Linked DNA regions of Homo sapiens: region 1 is linked to region 2. Evidence: read pairs that join two places in POLR2A ChIA-PET (ENCODE). Cell type or tissue: MCF 10A. All regions are shown on one strand. Links, peaks and the distances in the headings refer to the core of each region. The heading gives the core; the rest is flanking DNA. Region 1 overlaps PTEN (phosphatase and tensin homolog). Region 2 has its middle 21 kb from the start of KLLN.

Evidence for each region. Peaks named below come from ENCODE experiments on the same cell type or tissue, not always from the same donor. Only the 100,000 strongest peaks of a DNase experiment are listed, where the experiment ranks them.
Region 1: POLR2A ChIA-PET joins it to region 2 with 5 read pairs; 4 of 35 experiments call an interaction of 5 or more read pairs at or near these places.

Annotation. Positions count from the first base shown.
Region 1 is chr10:87,913,870-87,919,255 of GRCh38, forward strand. All of the region lies in intron 2 of PTEN (phosphatase and tensin homolog), which reads left to right. Among named protein-coding and RNA genes, the nearest start is that of PTEN, 53 kb to the left of the region's middle. In MCF 10A, for the core only: no CTCF peak of the experiment used is centred there; a DNase peak (open chromatin) is centred at 2,332.
Region 2 is chr10:87,839,537-87,844,922 of GRCh38, forward strand. It overlaps a transcript of ATAD1 not described here and the pseudogene CFL1P1. Among named protein-coding and RNA genes, the nearest start is that of KLLN, 21 kb to the right of the region's middle. RefSeq lists a silencer at 1,716-2,010 and an enhancer at 3,116-4,315. In MCF 10A, for the core only: no CTCF peak of the experiment used is centred there; DNase peaks (open chromatin) are centred at 2,945 and 3,735.

The DNA of each region.
Region 1 (5,386 bases), core at 331-5,330, 75 kb after region 2:
CTCTAGTAAATTTTTATTTCAGTTTTTGTACTTTTCAGCTCCAGCATTTATTTTTTGATTTTTTTATGTTTTCTCTTTATTGATATTTCAATTTTGTTTTTTGACATTATCCATATCTTCCTTTAGCTTTTTGAGCACCTTTCAACATTTGTTTTAAAGTCTATGTCTAGTAAGTGTCTGCCATCTGATCTTCTCAGGCACAGTTTCTGTTAATTTATTTTTTTCCTTTTGGCCTATACTTAATGTTTTGCTTGGGGTAGTTTTTTTTTTTGGTATGCTTTGTGATTTTTGTTGTTGTTGTCAAAAACTGGAATTTGAATCTTAAAGAGTGGTAACTTTGGAAATTAGATTTTTCTCTTTTCTCTAAGATGTGCTATTTTGTTTGGTTTTTTTATTTGTTGTAGAGTATTTCTATGCTGGGTGTAATCTTAAGATCTTCTCGGCCTGTGTTTTTCCCTGGGCATGTGTAGTGACTTTCTAAATTGCCCTATGTATGCAGTTCTTTTGCAGTAGTATCCTCCTTAAATGTTTGGCTCCTAAAAGGCAAAATAAATAAATAAATAAATAAAAATTAAAAATTAAAAATAAATCAAAGGGGTGAAATAGCTCTGGATCTTTAAATCCCTGGAGCAATTTTTTCAGCCAATGGCAGTTAAATAATGATAGTCTGCCTCTGTGTCACATTTTGATCAGAAGCAGCAATTAGCAATCAGAACACAGATTCCTGATATTTGGAGGGCAAGGTCTTTGTTGCCAACCTTGACTCTTACAAACTGTGTGCAGGGTGCTCTGGGAACATGTGCATGGTTGCCTGCTTTGAGAGTGGGTGATGGGTAGCCGCGACGGCACAAAGAGCTGAAATTGACTCAAACTAACTGATTTACCATTCAAGTCTTTCCTTAGAAACTGAAAACCTGAATAGACTCCAGAGTTCCAGAATCACAGATTCTGCTTACAGTCGTCTAGGTGGGGAGATGGGTTCCTGGTACTTCTGATTCTGCCATCTTTCTTTGACTAATTTTTTTTTTTTGTTCTTGAGATGGAGTCTTACTCTGTTGCCCGCCCAGGCTGGAGTACAGTAGCATGACCTCGGCTCACTGCAACCTCTGCCTCCCGGGTTCAGGCAATTCTCCTGCCTCAGCTTCCCAAGTAGCTGGAATTACAGGCGTGCACCACCATGCCTGGCTAATTTTTTGTATTTTTAGTAGAGACAGGGTTTCACCATGTTGGCCAGGCTAGTCTCGAACTCCTGACCTCAGGTGATCAACCCGCCTCAGCCTCCCAAAGTGCTAGGATTACAGGTGTGAGCCACTGCACCCAGCTCTTAGACAAATTTTTTATTCCAAACTTTTTTTATTTTATCATTTGAAAGGTATATGTTTATTATTTTGTCAAAAATAATTTTAAAACGTATTCTTGAAGCTTATTTAGATCTGTTTCATAGGAACTGTGAAGAAAGTAAAGAATTTAAAAAATGAAGACAGATTTTCTCACCCTGCTTATGGGTGCTTCTCGTGCTAGCCTTTTGCAAGTGTCGGGAAGTGTAACCTGCAGGAGGCATCAGGGCTTTGGGCCTGCATGGTCTGAGTGCTGCCCTGTGAGTTTCAGAAGGCGCAGCAACCTGTATACCTGAAAGCCATCTCTGCTGGGGCAGGTACCTAGTGTCCCCACCTACCTGGGTCGTAGTCAGGCCCTGGGCAAGCCTGCTATGCTTTTCCTTCCCTAATCCCTCAGGGGTGGGATAGAGAGCACAGTGGCCTCCCAGGGAGGTAGAAGCTGCTCCAGACTAACAATCAGAGCTGCCAGTTCTTAATCCCCAAGACCGCCAGACTTCACAAAGACATACCGAGGTCTGTGCTGTCAGTGCCCCACTACTACACTCCCTTAAGTAGCCCCACATTCTTGTGCTTGTTTCTTTTTTCTGCTCTCTTTCCTTGCCCAGGTAAGAGGTCTGCCCATAAGGGATATTTTGCAGCATGTGAAGCTTTTTAAAAAGTTAGGCTTATTGAAGTATAATTTACACACAAAGTACAAAAAAAAAAAGACTGTGTTCTCAAATCTGTGAGTCATTAATGGGTTTAGATGTTTATATATTGAAATTATTGGAAGTAAGGTATGTTTATATTAGAAAGATTTGTAGTCTAGATTATCCAAGTTTTGGGAGTATTACCTCTCTGCTTTTGTTTATCTACTTTTTTAGTCTCTACTTTCCAAGTATCTATAGGCAAATTTTCCCATTTCCCTTTGGAAAGTGCTGTTTTCTTGCTTTTTTTCCGCCTTTCCATTGTGTCAGACTTATAAGGCAATCAGCCAACTGTGGGCATGAAATCCTTGGGAGGAAAGAGAAGGAAGTGGGAGGGGCAGCCATGGTGAATGTTTCCCTAAGTTATAGTCAAGTTCTTTGAGAGAACATAACCTCATCCCCTTTTTAAACTGTTGTAATACTTTCTTTTAAATAGATTGTTTATTCTCCTGCAAGTCTCACAGTTGTTCACAGTGGTAGGTAAGAAATCATAAAGTTCAAATATTAAAGGGAGCTCACAAAAGAGCATGGTTTCACCAGCCCTCACTAAAAACAAAATTATGGGAAAATGCTGTAAAAGAAACCAGAATTCTTGGTTGCAAATGATAGAAAGTGACTCTGATTTACCTAATCAGAAAGGAATTTTTAAAAAAGTATTAGGTAGGTCATAGTTTGACAACAAGACTTGGAAGATAGGTGGAAGCTAAGGGAAGCAAGACATGGCCCCAAGGTTTCAACAGGAGCAATCTGCTTAGGACTTTGCTGCTTGGACACTTGGTGTAATAGCTGCTGCCACTATGCCTCGAAACTGGTGACTCTGCTCATTAACTCACCTCCTCTGGTGATCTCTAGGAATAATCTCTGACTCTCCTGTACCTTGTCCTCACTAGGATTCGGTATCCACGGCAAAAAGATCTATTAATAGTTGGTATCAGGCCTGTACATGTGTTAAGAGAAAGATGAGGAAAGAAGTATCTGCTTCTAATCTCTTGAAATTATCTCCAAATTGAAATGGTATTTTGGTTGCCTAACAGCCTGAAGATGACAAATATCCCCTACAAATTTCTCCTATTTTACCCTCTTCCTAACTATATCTGTAATTTAAAGTTTCACATATTCTTTTGAAAATTGTTTTCATTGTTTACCCACTTTTTAAGAAAAGCAAATGGGAACATACTACCACTGTTTGGCCCCTTTCAAAAATTTTATATCTGAGGAATCTTCCATATTGTTGTGGACATCTACCTACCTGATTCTTTTATTAACTACCTTTTATTTCATTTTATGATCATGCTATCATTAATAGGCCCCTATGATGAATATATAAGTTGTTTCCAGTTTTTTTTTTGTCATTGAGAACAGTTCACATATGTATCTTGTTGTCTTTTCCAAGTATATCTTTAAGGCAAATTCTTAGCAGTGGAGTTGCTAGGTCCATTGCGTCTATGGTTTAAACTAGTGCCTTCAAAAATGGTATTTTATATACTCACTGTTTAAGAGTGCTTCTTCCTTCTATCCCCACTAACTTTGGCAAACTGAATAGTTTCAAACTTTAACTTTTTATAGCTTGTTGGCAAAAAATGGTATCTTGTTATTTGATCGTGTTTTTTTAATTGTGAGGTTTAGCGACTTTTTGATGTATTGGTCTTATGTACTTTCTGGTGTGTGTGTATGTATATACTGACCCTATTTTCAACTTATTTTTCTTTTAGTTTGTTTGTATTTTCCTTAATGATTTTCAGGAAACCAATTTTATTCTTTCTTCAGACAGTTGTCTAATGTTCTGCTTCTCTTGCCATTTGAATTTTGTGACTACAAAATTCAGATGAAACAATAATAGCATAAAGAACTTGGTGGGTTATCTTTTGTTTTGCATTATTGATTGTTTATTAAGAAATATTCTTTAAAAGTCACCTTGCTTAAATTAGCAAGTAGGAAATGCTTTCAATAAAGAGAACTGTCATGTACCCACTACTCCTTACTTACTGAATCATCTTCTTTTGGATAGAGAAGATAAAAGTGAAAAGGGAATTTAAGAGTTCCTGCCTTTTTCCTTGTCTTTAGCATTATATAGCTGTTTAATGTGTGGGAGTCTAATTTCTTTTTTCTTTCTTGAGACAAAGTCTCACTCTGTTGCCCAGGCTGGAGTGCAGTGGCACAGTCTTGGCTCACTGCAACCTCTGCCTCCCAGGTTCAAGCAATTCTCCTGCCTTAGCCTCCTGAGTAGCTGGGACTACAGGCATGTGCCACCATGCCCGGCTAATTTTTGTATTTTTAGTAGATATGGGACTTCACCATGTTGGCCAGGCTGGTCTTGAACTCCTGACCTCTAGTGATCTGCCTGCTTTGGCCTCCCAAAGTGCTGGGATTACAGGCATGAGCCACTGCACCTGGCCTAATTTTTTTATTGTTCTTTTTGGTGTGAACATTCTCCCCTCCTCCAAGCCTTTTGTTTTTACTATTTTCATGTTCCTTTATATGTGCTGCTGTTTTGTTTCATCTGTAATTATCTCTCATCCCCTTTTTTGGCTATTATAATATATATATGTACGTTTTGAATCTGAGCTTTGAAGGTAAATTCACTGCAGCTGTGTTGGTTGATTTTAGATAATTTGTGTATTTCCTCCTTTGTCTTTTTTAAACTGGAGTCATTTGTAGTTGTTTATACAGAATTTTAGTTTTTAAAACCACAAGTCTTTCATTATAGGTTGAGTTATGAATTCATAGCCTGTTATTTAAATGAAGCTTTTGAAATCTGTTTTACTGATCTGTATCATATCTAACTACGCCAGTATTTCCTTCCTTGTCTGACGTGAACTCTAAAATTATGTGAACACTTTCTCCCTGTTTCCTGGCATTTCCACTCAAACTTGTTCCTCATTCTTAGTTAGAAATATATCCAGAATTGTAGTTTCTTTCTAATCTAATGACAGAAGCAAATTAATCAAGCATGGCAAGAATTTATTGGAAAACTGCATGTAGTTGAAAATATGTTTAGTATATATTTTGACAGCTGTGAAGTCTCTAATTTTTACTGTACCTTTTCTCTGTTCCAATTTTATGCTCTATTCTAAGGATGTACCCATTTCTACTACCTGACTAGGGAGCATGTGTATTGTATCCCAGCAGATTTTTTTTTTCATAGATAGATATCCTTTAGATATCTGTTATCCAGTGTAGGTAGCCACTAGCCACATGTAGCTATCATTATGTTTAAATGTAAATAAAATAAAATAAATTTACTGAGTTGTTTTTGCTAGCTACATTTCTTGTGCTCAGTAGCTACATGTGGCTTGTGATTACTGTATTAAGACAGCACAGATACAGAACATTTTCATTATTGCAAAAGTTCTGTTAGACAGT
Region 2 (5,386 bases), core at 124-5,123:
TGACCATCAAGAGAAGGACAAGTCCTTATAATTGGAGTGGAACTGGACTAGAACTAGGCTATTGTCTCAAGTGGGACGAAGACTCTAGAATAGATCAGTGAGCTTTGTACCTAAGGCAATTTCATGTTATGCTCTATTGCTTTCCACCAAATGGGCTTCTTTCTTTCTTCCCCCCCGCCGCCCCCAGTAATCTTCTCCATCTCATCCATTCCCTCTTCTTTTTCTCTTCCTCACAGTTTTTATATCTGTGAACCTGGATGAATTAGTAGATTTAAAGAAGTAATGGGATTGTAAAAAGCTGCTGATCTTTATCCTCTTTAAAAATCTGTCAACACCTCTCATCTTTTCCTTGTATGCTGCCTTCCTATTCCTGTTCCACCTTTCCATATTGTCCTTCACTTCATGGCCAGGCTTTAGCCCTGCCAGTGGTGGCCAGAGACATGAATTAACTCTGTTTGAGTCATTTAGGAATAAAAAGATTATTACTGACCTCAATTCTAGAATAAAAATACTGTAGTTTTTCTCTCCCACACTATAATTTTACTAAAATGTTACATTGTTCCAGAGTTAATCAGGATACTCTGTGAAATTAAACCTTAATTGTGATTTGGCTACTTCCATCTTAGAGAAAATTAAAAGAGAAATATTAGAAAATGATAATTTCAGGCTGGATGCAGTGGCTCATGCCTATAATCCCAACACTTCGTGATGACAAGGCGGGAAGATTGCTTGAAACCAAAGGTTTGAGATGAGCCTGGGCAACATAGTGAGACCCTGTCTCTAAAAATAAAAGTAAAAAATTAGCCGGGTGTTGTGGTGTGCCCCTGTAGTCCTAGCTACTTGAAGGCTGAGGTGGGAGGATCACTTGAGCCCAGGAGGTTGAGGCTGCAGTGAGCCATGATTGCGCCATTGCACTCCAGCCTAGGTGACAGAGTGAGACCCTATCTCTGAAAAAGAAAAAAGAAAATGATAATTTCATCAGAACTTGTTTGAAAGAGAAACGTTAGTTTCTTGAACAAAATTAGGAGTGCACATTTGAGGGAATTTTGGTTATTTCTACTGCAACTGAGGAAACAGGTATATTACTATGTTTGATTTGTAATTAACTAGGCCTCATAGCCCTTTTTTCACCCCTTCAGGGAACAGAATATTTCTTAAGTTTGACATTTCCTCTGTTGATGTTCCCTTTGGAAAACATAAAATATAAATAGTGATTAAGGTCTTTCCAGATAGTGTCCCATACCAAAGTGTAGAAAGAACATACATAATGTCCCATACCAAAGCGTAGAAAGAACATAACATGACATGATAATGTAAAGTAATATATGATGATATTTTTATCTCAGGGCTATATTATATCCAGCTGATAAGTTGTATTTGTATGTTTGTTTATAATTGAAAAAGTATGTAGTCTTTTAGTCACGGAGCTTATGAGTACTTAACTGAGCATCTCTCTGATACGTAAAAAAACTGCTAGCATGAGAAGTACAAAGGTACAAAGATTTACCTAGTAATTTTTTTTTTTAATCTCTAAGAAACTTCAGTGGAAGCAGGACTGCTTCCACTGTAGTGAAAGCTAAGATGTAGTTAGGAGTTGTCAAGCTTTACACTAGAGCCTATATGAAGTTTTGATTCTAAGTGTTAATGTACCTTCTGACAACTGTGAATGAACCTTGTTCCTGGGGAGCGCGTTCTGGTTTTCTCTTTGCACAGTTAAGCTGAGACTAGCATCATTCTAGTTTGCAGGTGACATTCTCTGGGAAGCTAGTCTATGGGGGAGATGACATCTTCTGAACCTAGTCCCCACAGAGAACTTTGAATGAGTGGAATCAAGAGGTTGCCTGCATTCTTGCTCATGTCACAATGCTGGACATGTGACTTCAGAGAAGCATGTGCCAGGTCAATATGATTGGGCTGTTCTCACAATACAAGGCCTTGACCATAGAGTGATTCAGAGGCAAATGCAGCCTTCTTAGACTCTTAACCAAAACATTGGCATGACATAAAATTATAATTAATAAAAGATATACAGTTATTTCAAAAGTACCGTTTTATTGGGACATCTCAAAGGACTAAGAAAATGTTTATTTTCTTATCTCCTATCTTTTGTTAATAGCTGTTCATCGCTCATCAGCCTTTACTGAAAGCTTATCATGTATCAAACAATATGCCAGGTGTCAGAGAGGGCAGCAAAGAGAGTACAATTGAGTTAGATAGAGTACCTGCACTCAATAATAATAACAGCTAACACTTACATAGTGCTTTCTGCGTGCCAGGCTTGTCCTAAGTGATTTTACACACACACACACACACACACACACACACACACACACACACACACACTCCCTCACTCAGTCCTTATAAAAACCCACTGATAGGCCGGGTGCGGTGGCTCATACCTGTAATCCCAGCAACTTTGGGAGGCTGAAGCAGGCAGATCACTTGAGGTCAGGAGTTCGAGATCACCCTGGCCAACATGGTGAAACCTCATCTCTACTAAAAATACAAAAATTAACCAAGCATGGTGGCAGGTGCCTGTAATCCTAGCTACTCAAGAGGCTGAGACAGGAAAATCACTTGAACCTGGTAGGTGGATGTTGCAGTGTGCCGAGATCGTGCCACCACACTCCAGCCTGAGCAACAGAGTGAGACTCTATCTAAAAAAAAAAAAAAAAAAATTAAAAACCCAATGAGGTGGCTACTGTTATCATCCCCATTTTACGGATGAGGACATGGGTACATAGAGATTAAGTAACTTGCCAAAGATCTCACAACTGGTAAGTGGCAGAGCAAAATTTGAAAACAAACAATCTGGTTCCAGAAACTGTACTTTTAACCTCATGATAGCTTCCTGAGGAATTTATGATCTGAGTATATATAGTAAGTACCTCCCCTTTCAGGGTAAGGCAGTAGGTAATGGTGAACAGGGAAGCAAAAGGTGACTCAGGTTGAGTAAACAACACCAAGCATATCTGACTCAAGGAATGCTTCAGAGGCCAGGGGTGCATGCCTGTAATCCCAGCACCTTGGAAGGCTGACACAGGAGGATCACTGGAGCCCAAGTTCAAGACCAGCCTGCACAACATGACAAAACCCTCTCTTTACAGAAAATACCAAAATTAGGTGGGCTTTGTGGCGCATGCCTGTAGTTCCAGCTACTTGGGAGGCTGAGAGTTGGGAGAATCACTTGAGCCTGGGAGGTCGAGGCTGCAGTGAGCTGTGATCGTGCCACTGCACTCCATCCTAGGCAATAGAGTGAGACTCTGTCTCAAAAAAAAAAAAAAAAGAAAAAGAAAAAGAAGAAAAAAAGGAATGCTTCAGTCTGCTCCAAAGAAAAGAATGGAGTAATGTGAAGTATTAAATGTAGCAAGATGCCACTGCAGTAGCTCACACCTGTAATCCCAGCACTTTGGGAGGCTGAGATGGGAGGATCACTTGAGCCCAGGAGTTCAAGACCAGCCTGGGCAACATAGTGAGACCCCATCTCTTAAAAAAATAATAAAAAGTAAATAAAAATAAATGTAGCAAGAAATTAGAAATCTTTATGAACAGATGGCAATCCAGTTTAATGTTATGTGCATGGCCACAACCCTTATTCCACTACATCCTCCTTTCACATATATATTATGAAGGTTAATGAATACAATCATTGTGATAACATTTCTTTTCTCCCTTTCTCCCTCCTCTGGTAGAGTACTCACATAAAGGCTGCATTCACAATTGAGGTTAGAACTTGTCTAGGCATGTCTAGTGAGCAATGGGAGGAGTCTGCTAGGAAAGTACTTTCAGAATACTGGAAACCTTAGGGAGAAAACTCCTCCTGAAGGTAGAAAATTGCAGAAATTATAATAAAGCCTCAGCTGCTATAGGAGAAGGATAGCTTTAGTACTTTTGGTAGGGAAGCAGTGTAGCAGCAAATTTTAAGAGATATATGAGAGGTATTTAAGTGGATCATGCCTGTAGGTCATTTAGTAGTAGTATGCAATCAATAAATATTCATTATTACTTGTGTGACAGTGCTTACCCCACACTGTCCTTTATAGAAACATATTTGCAGAGACCTGGGGAGAAAATGCAAACATGCCAGAGGGCTTCATAAGACCATACATACCCTTTAATGACTCCATTAAGTGTTATCAACAAATGTTAGTAATAATAAATATAGTTATTATCATTATTGTTCTTATTACAGCCTCATTTTATGTTATTACTGATTTTTTAATGGGGTCAGTGAGAAAATAAGACTTCATTCTCAAAATATTCAAATGTCTAGTCAGATCCTGGCAGCAGCTGCAGCGGCTCTCCTTGCCATCTCCTTTTCACTTCTGGAAACATGGGCTCCCATGTGGCTGTCTTTGATGATGTCATCAAGGTGTTCAGTGACATGAAAGTGTGCAAGTCTTCAACACTAGAAAAGGTGAAGAAGCGCAAGAAGTTGCTGCTCTTCTGCCTGAGTGAGTACAAGAAGTACATCATCCTTGCGGAGGCCAAGAAGATCCTGGTAAGTAATGTGGACCAAACCATTGATGATCCCTATGCCACTTTTGTCAAGATGCTGACAGTAAGGACTGCCGCTACGCCCCTTATGACGCCACCAAGGACAGCAAGAAGAAGGACCTGGTGTTTATCTTCTGGGCCTCTGAGTCTGCATCCATTAAGAGCAAAATGATCTATGCCAGCTCCAAAGACGTCATCAAGAAGCAGCTAGGGGTCAGCACTGTCGTCTTCTTGGAGGGCAAACTTTGTGATCCCCTCCAGCGCCCTTCCTGGAGAATCTACTAGTCCCAGACCTGCCCTCAGGGATTGCAGGCTGCCCCCTTCCTGCCAGACTGGAGGGCCTGGGGGAATCCCAGCAGAGGGAAGGCACTCCCTTCACCCCAATTGCCAAACAGCCCCCCAACTCCCTGGATTTTCCTCCTCTCTCCATCCCTGACAGTTCTGGCCTTCCCAAACTGCTTGGATCTTCTGATTCCTCTTGGGTTGAAGCAGACCAAGTTCTCCCAGGAACCCCAGTTGGGGAAGGCCTATATATATATTTTAAAAACAACCCCACTCTCCACCTGTTCCTCCACCTTCCCATGCTACAACTTCTAACCACAACAGTGACTCTGTGCCTGTCTGTTTAGTTCTGTGTATAAATGGAATGTTGTGAAGATGGCCCCTTCCCATGCCAGCTGGTTCCTCTCCCTTGGTTATGGCCGCTAATGGAAACCGGACTAGTGAGCGACCTTTAATTTTTAAAAAAAGAAAATACAATAAAATAATACTCAAATGTTTAAGCAGATTTCCCAAAACAGAGTAGAATAGAATTCATATGAATAAGCAAACAATTTAATTGTTACTACTGGCATTATGTTATGGATTTTGCTTTCCTACAGAAAATAAC